2 separate regions of the Mus musculus genome follow, and region 1 is linked to region 2. A link is a contact called in ENCODE Hi-C data. All regions are on one chromosome and are shown on one strand. The core of a region is the stretch at or near the end of the contact, and the rest is flanking DNA. Distances in the headings are between cores, read along the strand shown. Region 1 has its middle 46 kb from the start of Ube2e2. Region 2 holds the start of Ube2e2 (ubiquitin-conjugating enzyme E2E 2).

The links. A loop is a pair of places that touch in the nucleus more often than their neighbours do.
Region 1: a map of T-helper 1 cell shows a loop between it and region 2 (2.1-fold over the local background). The contact joins the enhancer-like site here to the promoter of Ube2e2 in region 2. A Hi-C loop is called at or near these places in 3 of 37 maps with a recorded cell type or tissue (T-helper 1 cell, T-helper 17 cell and regulatory T cell).

The regions. Positions count from the first base shown.
Region 1 is chr14:18,937,059-18,942,161 of GRCm38, reverse strand. No RefSeq gene overlaps it. Among named protein-coding and RNA genes, the nearest start is that of Ube2e2, 46 kb to the right of the region's middle. Within about 2 kb of position 1,318, at least 1 of the 3 ENCODE cell types and tissues checked has a DNase peak (open chromatin) inside an H3K27ac peak, as active enhancers do.
Region 2 is chr14:18,891,562-18,896,657 of GRCm38, reverse strand. It overlaps Ube2e2 (ubiquitin-conjugating enzyme E2E 2), which reads left to right and starts at 2,887. Exons shown (of 6, transcript NM_144839.2): 1 at 2,887-3,073.

The sequences.
Region 1 (5,103 bases), core at 69-2,568, 47 kb before region 2:
GGAGACAAAGTCTTACTATGTAGCCCAGGCTGCCTCCATCTTCTGCCACTGCCCATGTGCTGAAGTTACAGTTAAATTCTCATAACCTTGCCTCCAGGATGCCCAGTATGAGCACTTATAAGCCTTAGTATAACACTCCAGAATGTTCATTCTGTCCTCTACAGTACTACAATTTTAACTGTCACTGTGCTGGTTGCTTATATTAACTTGACCCAAACTAGAGTCTTTTCAGAAGAGAATATGTCAGTTCAGAAAATGCCTATAGAAGATTGGTCTGTTGGCAAGCCTCAGAGGCTTCTTGATTGACAACTGATGTGGGAGGGTTCAGTTCACTGTGAATGCTGCCATGCCTGGTCCTGAGTGCTATATGAAAACAGGCTGAGTACACCATAGGGAGCAAGCCAGTAAGAAGCATTGGTTCACAGTTTCTGCTTCAGTTCATGCCTCTAGATTCTTAACTTGGCTTCTCTCAATGAATTATGATAGAATAAGTCAAATAAACCCTTTCATCCCCAAGTTGTTTTTGGTCACAGTGTTTTTTGACATTGATAGAAGCCCAAACTAAAACAGTCATCACTGTTACTTGTATCACATATCCAAGTAGCATCATAAATATATCCCCATTATATTTATCTTGACTACCCCACGTCCAACGGCACTATCTGCCTTTTAAACAGAAGGCATCTGAAATAAATTAGAGAAAAGTAACTTATTAACAATTAATTAAGGGTTCATTATAATTTGAAATGTTCTTGATGCTGCATTTTAGGCACTAAGATACCATTTCCTCCTATCTCTGCTTGTGATATGTAATGAAAATAATACTAAGATTAGATTAAGAACTTAGATTAAAGTTAAATGCATAAGAACACAGAAGCATAGAAAAGGTACTATAGAGCTGAAAGAGACTTGAAAGATACCATGCTCAACATTTAAAAGGAATGTGAAACCTGAAAATTGTGAGCTCTTCTAAATCTTGCATACCTAAGTCCAAGGTACAAACCATGCAAGAATATTCAGAAAGGGGCTGAGCCCATTTGAGAAAACACATAAGAAGGGGTAAGAACAGGAAGTTTGGGCAGTGTTACAGTTAAATTCACTAGTTGGGCAGTGTTCCACAAGACCACAGTGGACACTGATGAGTACTGCTCTGAAAGTGTCCTGTGTCAAGAGAAGCATGAACCCAGAGGGACAATGTTGCTCCTTCCCTATAAGCAGTAAATGGGCTCCCAACCATCATCTTGGAATTTATTTCTAGACATTCTTTTTTGAAAAGCAAGCATGCTAGACTACTAAAAATTGTATCAACAGAAAATAGCAGCCCTAGACAGTCATGGTAACACACATGTGATATCTCATGTTGCTCACAAAACTCTGGAGACTGAAATAGTAACAGGCAGCTCAAAATTAGTTCCAAGCCAGCCTGGGCTACAGAGTGAATTCCAAATCAGCCTAGGCTACAGAATGAAATTCTCATCTCAATGAAAAAGGAAAAAATATGTATTAGCATAGCAGTTTTTAATTAAACGCATAGGTGAAGGCATTTTCAGTACAGAGATATATCCATGACCAAAAGCAACTAAGAGAAAAAAAATGGTTTATTTTAATGTACAATTCTTGAGGGATTGCTATGCATTGTAGGGAAGACATACCAGCAAGAACTGGAAGCCAGGCAGTAAGGAAGCAGAAAGATCTCATTTCATACACAAAAAAGCAGAGCAAAAGAACAGGAAGTGGGCCAGTCTATAAAAACCTCAAAGCCTGCCCATGATGATGTCCTTCCTCAAGCTATCTCCTAAAGGTTACATAACATCCCCTAAAAAGGCCAATGATTGGGAACTGCATTTTCATATACATGAGCCACCACACATTCCAAGTGTTTCCATGATGTGACTAAAGAAGCAGGGTAAGAATTGTGAAGAGGGATATAGTCACCCTATGACTAAGAGTAAACAGAGAAAACTTTTTGTCCTCAAAGTGAAAATCCCTTTCTATTTTAAGGAACAGTCCCTTACTTTAAAGAATCTCACAAGTGAGTCACAATTACATCATCTTCTCCAGAGGCAGCTACTTTCCAAAGAATAAGCCTCTTAAGCATTGATAAAATCTGACAATGAGGACAGGAACAGACATTTGTAAATGCCCGGTATATACAGGCTTCCTCAGTCCATACAGCAGTCATGACTACAATAGTGACAAGGACCTCCCTGGGCCGACACAAGTTTTTTGTAGCTGTTGTCCCCAAAAGCCTTCTGTTTTACATTTGCATGTTATGCTCCAGGTTAGAAAAGCAGACATTGTGGTTTGCAGTTTTGAAGATAAAAATCATACTTGTGCACTTTAAGGCAGGTTGGATAAAGATATATATATATATGAATAGTTGCTGTTCTCTCTTTGAACCAATGAAAAATCAAATGATAGTACCAAAATCTATCACAGTCAACATACAAGATGTTGCCAACATTTAACATGCTGCTGTTATTCCTGTGTCCTCTCTTGTCTCTCTAAATTTATCCAACAACACAGTCCTCCTTATGAAAACTATTTTCCATATTTAAGGAGTTAGAATTTTAAAAACCTTTATTTTCTTAAGTAATAAGGAAAGTAGATCTTTATTATCACATCCACAAAAACAAATATAAAGTAAATTAGCAACATATAAATTGACAAACTATTTATGAAGCTACATTGTTAGCTTTTTCCCCCAAAATTTATTAGGTATTTTCTTCACTTACATTTCAAATGCTATCCCGAAAGTCCCCAATAACCTCCCCTCCACCCCTGCTCCCCTACCCACCCACTCCCACTTCTTGGCCCTGGGGCTCCCCTGTACTGGGGCATATAAATTTTGCAAGACCAAGGCTCTTCCCAGTAATGACCAACTAGGCTATCTTCTGCTACATATGCAGTTAGAGACATGAGCTATGGGGGTACTGGTTAGTTCATATTGTTGTTCCACATATAGGGTTGCAGACCCCTTCAGTTCCTTGGGTACTTTCTCTAGCTCCTGTGTTCCATCTAATAGCTGACTGTGAGCATCCAGTTCTGTGTTTGCCAGGCACTTGCATCGCCTCACAAGAGACAGCTATATCAGGGTCCTTTCAGCAAAATCTTGCTGGCATATGCAATAGTATCTGGGTTTGGCGGCTGATTATGGAATGGATCCCCAGGTGAGGTAGTCTCTGGATGGTCCATCCTTTCGTCTCAGCTCCAAACTTTGTCTCTGTAACTCCTTCCATTGGGTGTTTTGTTCCCAATTCTAAGAAGGGGCGAAGTGTCCACACTTTGGTCTTGGTTCTTCTTGAGTTTCATGCGTTTTGCAAATTGTATCTTGGGTATTCTAAGTTTCTGGGCTAATATCCACTTATCAGAGAGTACATATCATGTGTGTTCTTTTGTGATTGAGTTACTTCACTCAGAATGATAACTTCCAGATCCACCCATTTGACTAGGACTTTCATAAATTTATTCTTTTTAATAGCTGAGTAGTACTCCATTGTGTAAATGTACCACATTCTCTGTATCCATTCCTCTGTTGAGAGACATCTCTGTTCTTTCCAGCTTCTGGCTATTATAAATAAGGCTGCTATGAACATAGTGGAGCATGTGTTCTTATTACCAGTTGGAACATCTGAATATATGTCCAAGAGAGGTATTGCTGGATCCTCTGGTAGTACTATGTCCAGTTTTCTGAGGAACCGCCAGACTAATTTCCAGAGTGGTTGTACAAGCTTACAATCCCACCAATAATGGAGGAGTGTTTCTCTTTCTCCATATCCTCACCAGCATCTGCTATCACATGAATTTTTGATCTTAGCCATTCTGACTGGTGTGAGGTAGAATCTCAGGATTGGTTTGATTTGCATTTCCCTTATGATCAATGATGTTGAACATTTTTTCAGGTGCTTCTTTGTTTCGCTCTGTGCCCCATTTTTTAATAGGGTTATTTGACTTTCTGGAGTCCAACTTCTTGAGTTCTTTATATATGTTGGATATTAGTCCCCTATCTGATCTAGGATTGGTAAAGATCCTTTCCCAGTCTGTTGGTGGCCTTTTTGTCTTATTGATAGTGTCTTTTGCCTTACAGAAGCCTTGTAATTTTATGAGGTCCCATTTGTTGATTCTCGATCTTACAGCACAAGCTGTTGCTGTTCTATTCAGGAATTTTTTCCCCTGTGCCCATATCTTCGAGACTTTTCCTCACTTTCTCCTCTATAAGTTTCAGTGTTTCTGGTTTTATGTGGAGTTCCTTGATCCACTTAGATTTGACCTTCGTACAAGGAGATAAGATTATTTCCTGCCTTCTACTCCTCTTGGGTGAATTTGCTTCCTTTTGTTCTAGAGCTTTTAAATGTGCTGTCAAGCTGCTAGTATGTGCTCTCTCTAGTTTCTTTTCGGAGGCACTCAGAGCTATGAGTATTCCTCTTAGGAACGCTTTCATTGTGTCCCACAAGTTTGGATATGTTGTGGCTTCATTTTCATTAAACTCTAAAAAGTCTTTAATTTCTTTCTTTATTTCTTTCTTGACCAAGGTATCATTGAGTAGAGTGTTGTTCAGCTACCACGTGAATGTTAGCTTTCTATTATTTATGTTGTTATTGAAGATCAGCCTTAGTCCATGATGATATGATAGGATGCATGGGATAATTTCAATAGTTTGTATCTGTTGAGGACTTTTTTGTGACCAATTATATGGTCAATTTTGGAGAAGGTACCATGAGGTGCTGAGAAGTTATATCCTTTTGTTTTAGGATAAAACGTTCTGTAGATATCTGTGAAATCCATATGTTTCATAAATTCTGTTACTTTCAATATGTCTCTGTTTCATTTCTGTTTCCAGGATCTCTCCATTGATAAAAGTGGGGTGTTGAATTCTCCCACTATTATTGTGTGGGGTCCAATGTATTCTTTGAGCTTTACTAAAGTTCTTTAATGAATGTGGATGCCCTTGCATTTGGAGCATACATATTCAGAATTGAGAGTTCATCTTGGAAGATTTTACCTTTGATGAGTATGAAGTGCCCCTTCTTGTCTTTTTTTTTTTTTTTTGATAACTTTGGGTTGGAAGTTGATTTTATTTGATATTAGAATGGCTACTCTACC
Region 2 (5,096 bases), core at 1,638-4,137:
TCGTTCTTCCTGGCCAGTGGAGCGCGCGCGCAAGACAGTTAAGGGTTTCCACTGACTCCACAGTCCACACTTGCCCCAACCAGGGAATTAGAATGCAGTAAGTAGGGATGGGAAGATATAGACATTTCAGCAGACATTTCTTGAGGGCTTTATTTTGAGAATTTTCTATATGAGTTCAATGCATTTTCATCATATCCTACTTCTTGCCCTCTCTAAATCCTTCTCTTTCTCCACCCATATCCCTGTCTCAAATCCCCAGTTTATGTCCTCCCCTTCTGTAATTCACTTGCACAAAGGCAGACTACTGAGTGCAGGTAGACTTGCTTGTGTATGGATATGGATGTATAACTGACCACTAGGGTTTGGGCAACCTTTCTTGTCCCTGAAGAAAGCCAACCCTCCCTCAGAAGGCTTTGAATCCCTGTAGCTGTTCACCTGGAGGTGGGGCTTGTGATCCTACCCCCATCTATATTGGCATTTTGATCACTGTGGTTCTATGCAGACAGGCACACTTGTGAGTCTATAGGTGCCACATCCCTACTTTGTCCACAAGATGCTGTTTTGCTGCAGCCTTCCATATCTTCTGGTTCCTAAAAAGCATTCTTCGGCCTCATTGTATCTAAATCCTTAGATTTCCTTGTACCCTAAATCCTTAGATTTCCTTAGACTTCCAAGACTCCGGTCTTGGGGTGTAGGGGTTGTGTTAGAGATGCCACATTTTTGTAATAGAGACTCATTGCCATACATATACCTGGGACTTGACTGGCTGTTGCTTTCTGGAATAATGATCAGCAGACATTTTGGACAACAAGATCAGCAGAATTCACTAATGATCTAATGTAGAGTGTGAAACTGACAAGGATAAGAACAGGGAAACCCTGTGAGGCCTGGCTCTCCTCTTCATTCATAGTTATATCCCTACTACCTAGACTCAATAAACAAGAGCCTGGCCCACAGTATTTAGTATTCCTAGAATGAATGATAAGGGTGAATCGGACTTATAGTCCTGTTTTGAACTTTGAAAAATGCCAGCTAAAACATCTGCAGATGGACAAAATGCTGCTGAAACACAGTTTCAACAATGGCATCGAAGCTCTTCAATTCTATTCCCTGAGTGGAAGCTGACATCACAACATCCCCAAGCCCCACTGCCAGTGACAGAACAACAAAACGACTCAACAGTGGCTGGGGCAGAAGGGTGTTTTCTTATGAAACATTCATTGTAAGCCAACAGCACACACACAGAAGCATAGGCTACCAGAGGCAGGATGTAGAGTTCAGTGGCAGAACTTCTGTGCCTGCTTAGCCTGTTGAAGCCCTGGGTCAAATCCCAGCATCAAAACAAAACAATTTTTAAAGGGTTTCAAAACACAGTCAAGGCTCTGCTACTTCTGTATTCTTGAAACATAATCAGAAGAATGGGAATAGGCAAAGAGTTCATGAGGTTAAGACTGTCTATGAAATACTGTATTTGATCATATTCTAAATATGATGCATTTCTACTAATACACTGTACTATGTCGGAAATACACACACCATGAGACAGATTTAAGTGGCCACACAAACCAGAAAACCAGGTTTCACTCATTTCTAACTCTTCCTCTCATACATTCTTGAGCTGACATTCGTAAGGACAAAGGTGCTGTCATTTTTTTTTTCTCAGTAGTCAGTTCCAGGCTAGACATTACTAGCTGCTTTGGGCAGTTTTCAGTGATGTAATTGGTTAAAAGCCAGTTCTTGAATGTATCTCGTGGAAGCATTTTCTGTTCCAGATACAGGTTATGAGTCTTGTATTGCTCTAGTCTCTGGGGTCTTTTTGCACTAGTTGTTTAGGCTGCTTGATTGACTCAGAACTTCACATTCCCATGGTGGCCTATGGCATCTGGTAGGTTGGGTTTCCCATGGTTTCCTATGTATTGGCTAGCACTGTTCAAGTGATTTGGACCATACTTGAAATGGAGGTCTGTCTTTAGCCCTCTCTGCTGAGCAGGACTAGTGCATGGGCTCAGCCACTCCCAAGAATCCTCACAGAAGTTAAGAGTAGTCCTAGATCTCAGCGGTTATGATAGGCTGGAGGTGTTGTGTGTGTGTGTGTGTGGGTGGTGGTGGTGGTGGTGGTGGTGGTGGTGGTGGTGGTGGTGGTGGTGGTGGTGAAGTGAGTTCATGGGCGCTGAGTTAACAAAGCATGTGCAGGTTTTTGTTTTGTTTTGTTTTGTTTTGTTTTAAGTAGCTATTTTGGGCTACAATGACAGGGCAACCTTATATTCCTCAGGCCACCCACAGCATGGCTACTATCCCACCTGTGTCTTTCAGGCACAGTGGCAGCCTCCCACTTGCTCTGATAGTGCTGCCCCCTTCGTCCCGCCCCGCCCTCCCCAGCCTCCCAGAGTGACAGCTAGCAGCCCTGGACAGGACTAGGCACCGCAGGACCTTCCCTGCAGCAGTTAAGGGGTAAAATGTGGCTTCACCCGGGCCCACGCGAAGTTTTCCAACAGCGGTGCAGGTGGGTCCTGCGCGAGCACGAGCTGGTGGTGCAGGTGTGTGTGTGTGTGTGTGTGTGTGTGTGTGTGTGTGTGTGTTCTCCCTACCCCTCATCCCAGTCCGCCGCACTGCACCTTATTGAAGCGCAACCCCACCCCTTAGCCCGCGTGTCCCTTTAATTCGTGCGCTCCTCAAGGTCCTCTCGTCCCTCCCTTCCCGCCGCCGTTGAGCCTCGATTTCCCTCCTCCCTTTCCCTTCGCCCTAACCCGCCTTTGCTCCGGCCCGCCCAGCCCAGGACTCAGCTGTCACTTTACTTTTGCGCGCGCACCTCACAGGTCCTCGAGCGGGCACGCGCCGGCGGGGGCGGGGCTAAATCGCGTCGCGGGCTCGCGGGCGCGACACCGCGAGGCCGACGTGGGGCTCGCGCTGTCGCGGGCTCTCAGGGCAGGCAGGGCGAGCGCGCGCTTGGGAGGGGGCGCGCGCGGACGGCGGGCGGCGGCGGCGGTGGCGGCGGCGGCGGCTCGCGGAGGCGGCGGTTTCACTCCCGGACTCGGCGTCGGAGCCGCGGCTGGAGCGCGGGCGACGCCGCGAGGTGAGTAGGTGAGGGCGGGCGGGCGTGGCCGCGGCCAGAGCCGCGGCGTGGGGCGCGCGGGGACCCCACGCGGCGAGGGCCAGCCCGGCGAGATCCCCGCCCCCGCCGCGGCCTCGGCTCGGGTGCGCGCCCGCGGCCCCGCAGGCCTCCCTGACCCTGCGCGTGTCCGCTGGGGCCCGCGCGCCCCTCCCCCGTCCCGCAGAGTGTGGCCGTCCTTCGCCCACGAGGACCTCTCCCCTCCCCTCCCGAGCCCACCGCAGCCAGGAACTAAGTCTCCGCAAAGTCCAGGATGGATGTCGCGGCGCAAAGTGCCCGGCTGTCCGGAGCTCTTCCCAAATTGCATAATTGCTACAGGAGGTGAGGGTGAGGGAGTACCCGCTGGGTGTGTGCGTGATGCCCCGGGGTGTGGGTTGTCACACTGGTCTTTTGTAATGCCCGATGCTTGGCACAGTTTGGCTCCGAAGCCAGTTTTCCTCTGGCTTCTCTGCAGCACCCACTGGCCTGATTGGAAACTGGATTACCCTTGTCCTCCCACCCCCACCCACCCCCTCTTCGCTACTAATGTTTTGATCCATTTGCCCTTTTCCAATTCTAATGAACATAAAGCCTGGCTTCTTGTGTCTCTTTTTCCACAACTAACCAGAAATGCCCCATCCATCTTCCCTAAAGGAAATTAAGGCCGCATTAGAGAGACATCATCACCCTGGGCTTGGTGGCAGCTCTTGGACTTATTTGCTGATTTGCAAGATTCTTATCCTCTAACCTTGTATTTTGTAATTTTGAGGGTCTACTTGAGTATTTCCATTTTAAAGTACAAAAGAATGTGCTAGGACTTACCTCTGATTACCTTACTGTTTTTAAGATTTTTTTAAAGCTCATCTTAGTTTTAAATCCTTGGATTTTGAAAAGCATGCTCTAGAAATGCAATCTTGGGAATCTAAATATTTGTCTTTCTTCAGGCAGTCAGGATGCTCCTGGGCGCTTGGCAGTCTTGTTTGTGGGTGATGGTGAAGATGGAGTGTTTTCATATGTCATACCTTGAGCTCTTTCCTCTAGGGCACAGCACTTCCCTCAATCAGGTGCTCCACTTTTATTTTCCAAATAAATATCTTTTCAGACACTTGGGAAGCTGGATAGCGCTACAGGTTTGGCGTATAATATAAAGTATTTTATGTTTTGGAAAAGTTCAGAAATCACAAGTAGAAAAACTGGTATGCCAATGCAAGTTCACATTTTCCTGTTGCAGCTGCACAAATGAATACTTGCTTTTCTAAGTTTTTAAAAATCATGACATTTGATGATTTGAATAGTAATGTGGACTTGAGTACTGTTGGTTTCATCGGTGGGATTTGTTTAGATCCGTAAGTTTTTCTGAAACACGCTAATTTCACTCACTATGTGCTGGGAATTTCCAGAGCCTGATGACATCACAGAGCACATAGTCAATAAAGCTCAAAAAGAATGAGTGTGTTTAAATACCTAAATGTAATATGTTTATATTTAGTTAGAAACTAAGGGTTACTTGAATCTGAAGTAAAAATATCACTTTAGGTGTCTTAAGATCTTTGAAACTGTCATTGGAGGATGTATTTGTGTTTAGATCCCTGGAATTTAGCTTCCTTCTAGGTTAGGGAATTAGCTCTTTAGGAATTAATTTTAAAATGCCAGAGAAGTTAATATGTAGAAGTTTTAATTCAGGGACCTACTCATTTTTACTTTAGAGAGACAAGGCACCAATTTTATACATAGTTCATTTGAGTGACCTGCAGAGGATTTCCTCTCATAAGAGTTAATTGTGCCAGAGTACACAATCATGTTGTCCCCTTTTTTCTGTAATCAAGGATTCAGAAAACACTCAGCAGAAAGTCTCTTAAGTCTTGACATTTGAATAGGAGATACAGAGCCTTTGTCTAAATGGTTTTATAATGCTTATCAGTGTTCTCAGGAGGATTTGTCATTTGTACGTAAAGATTTGGATCGGATAAGGTATCTTAGATCAAAAATAGAAATAATTTTTTAAACT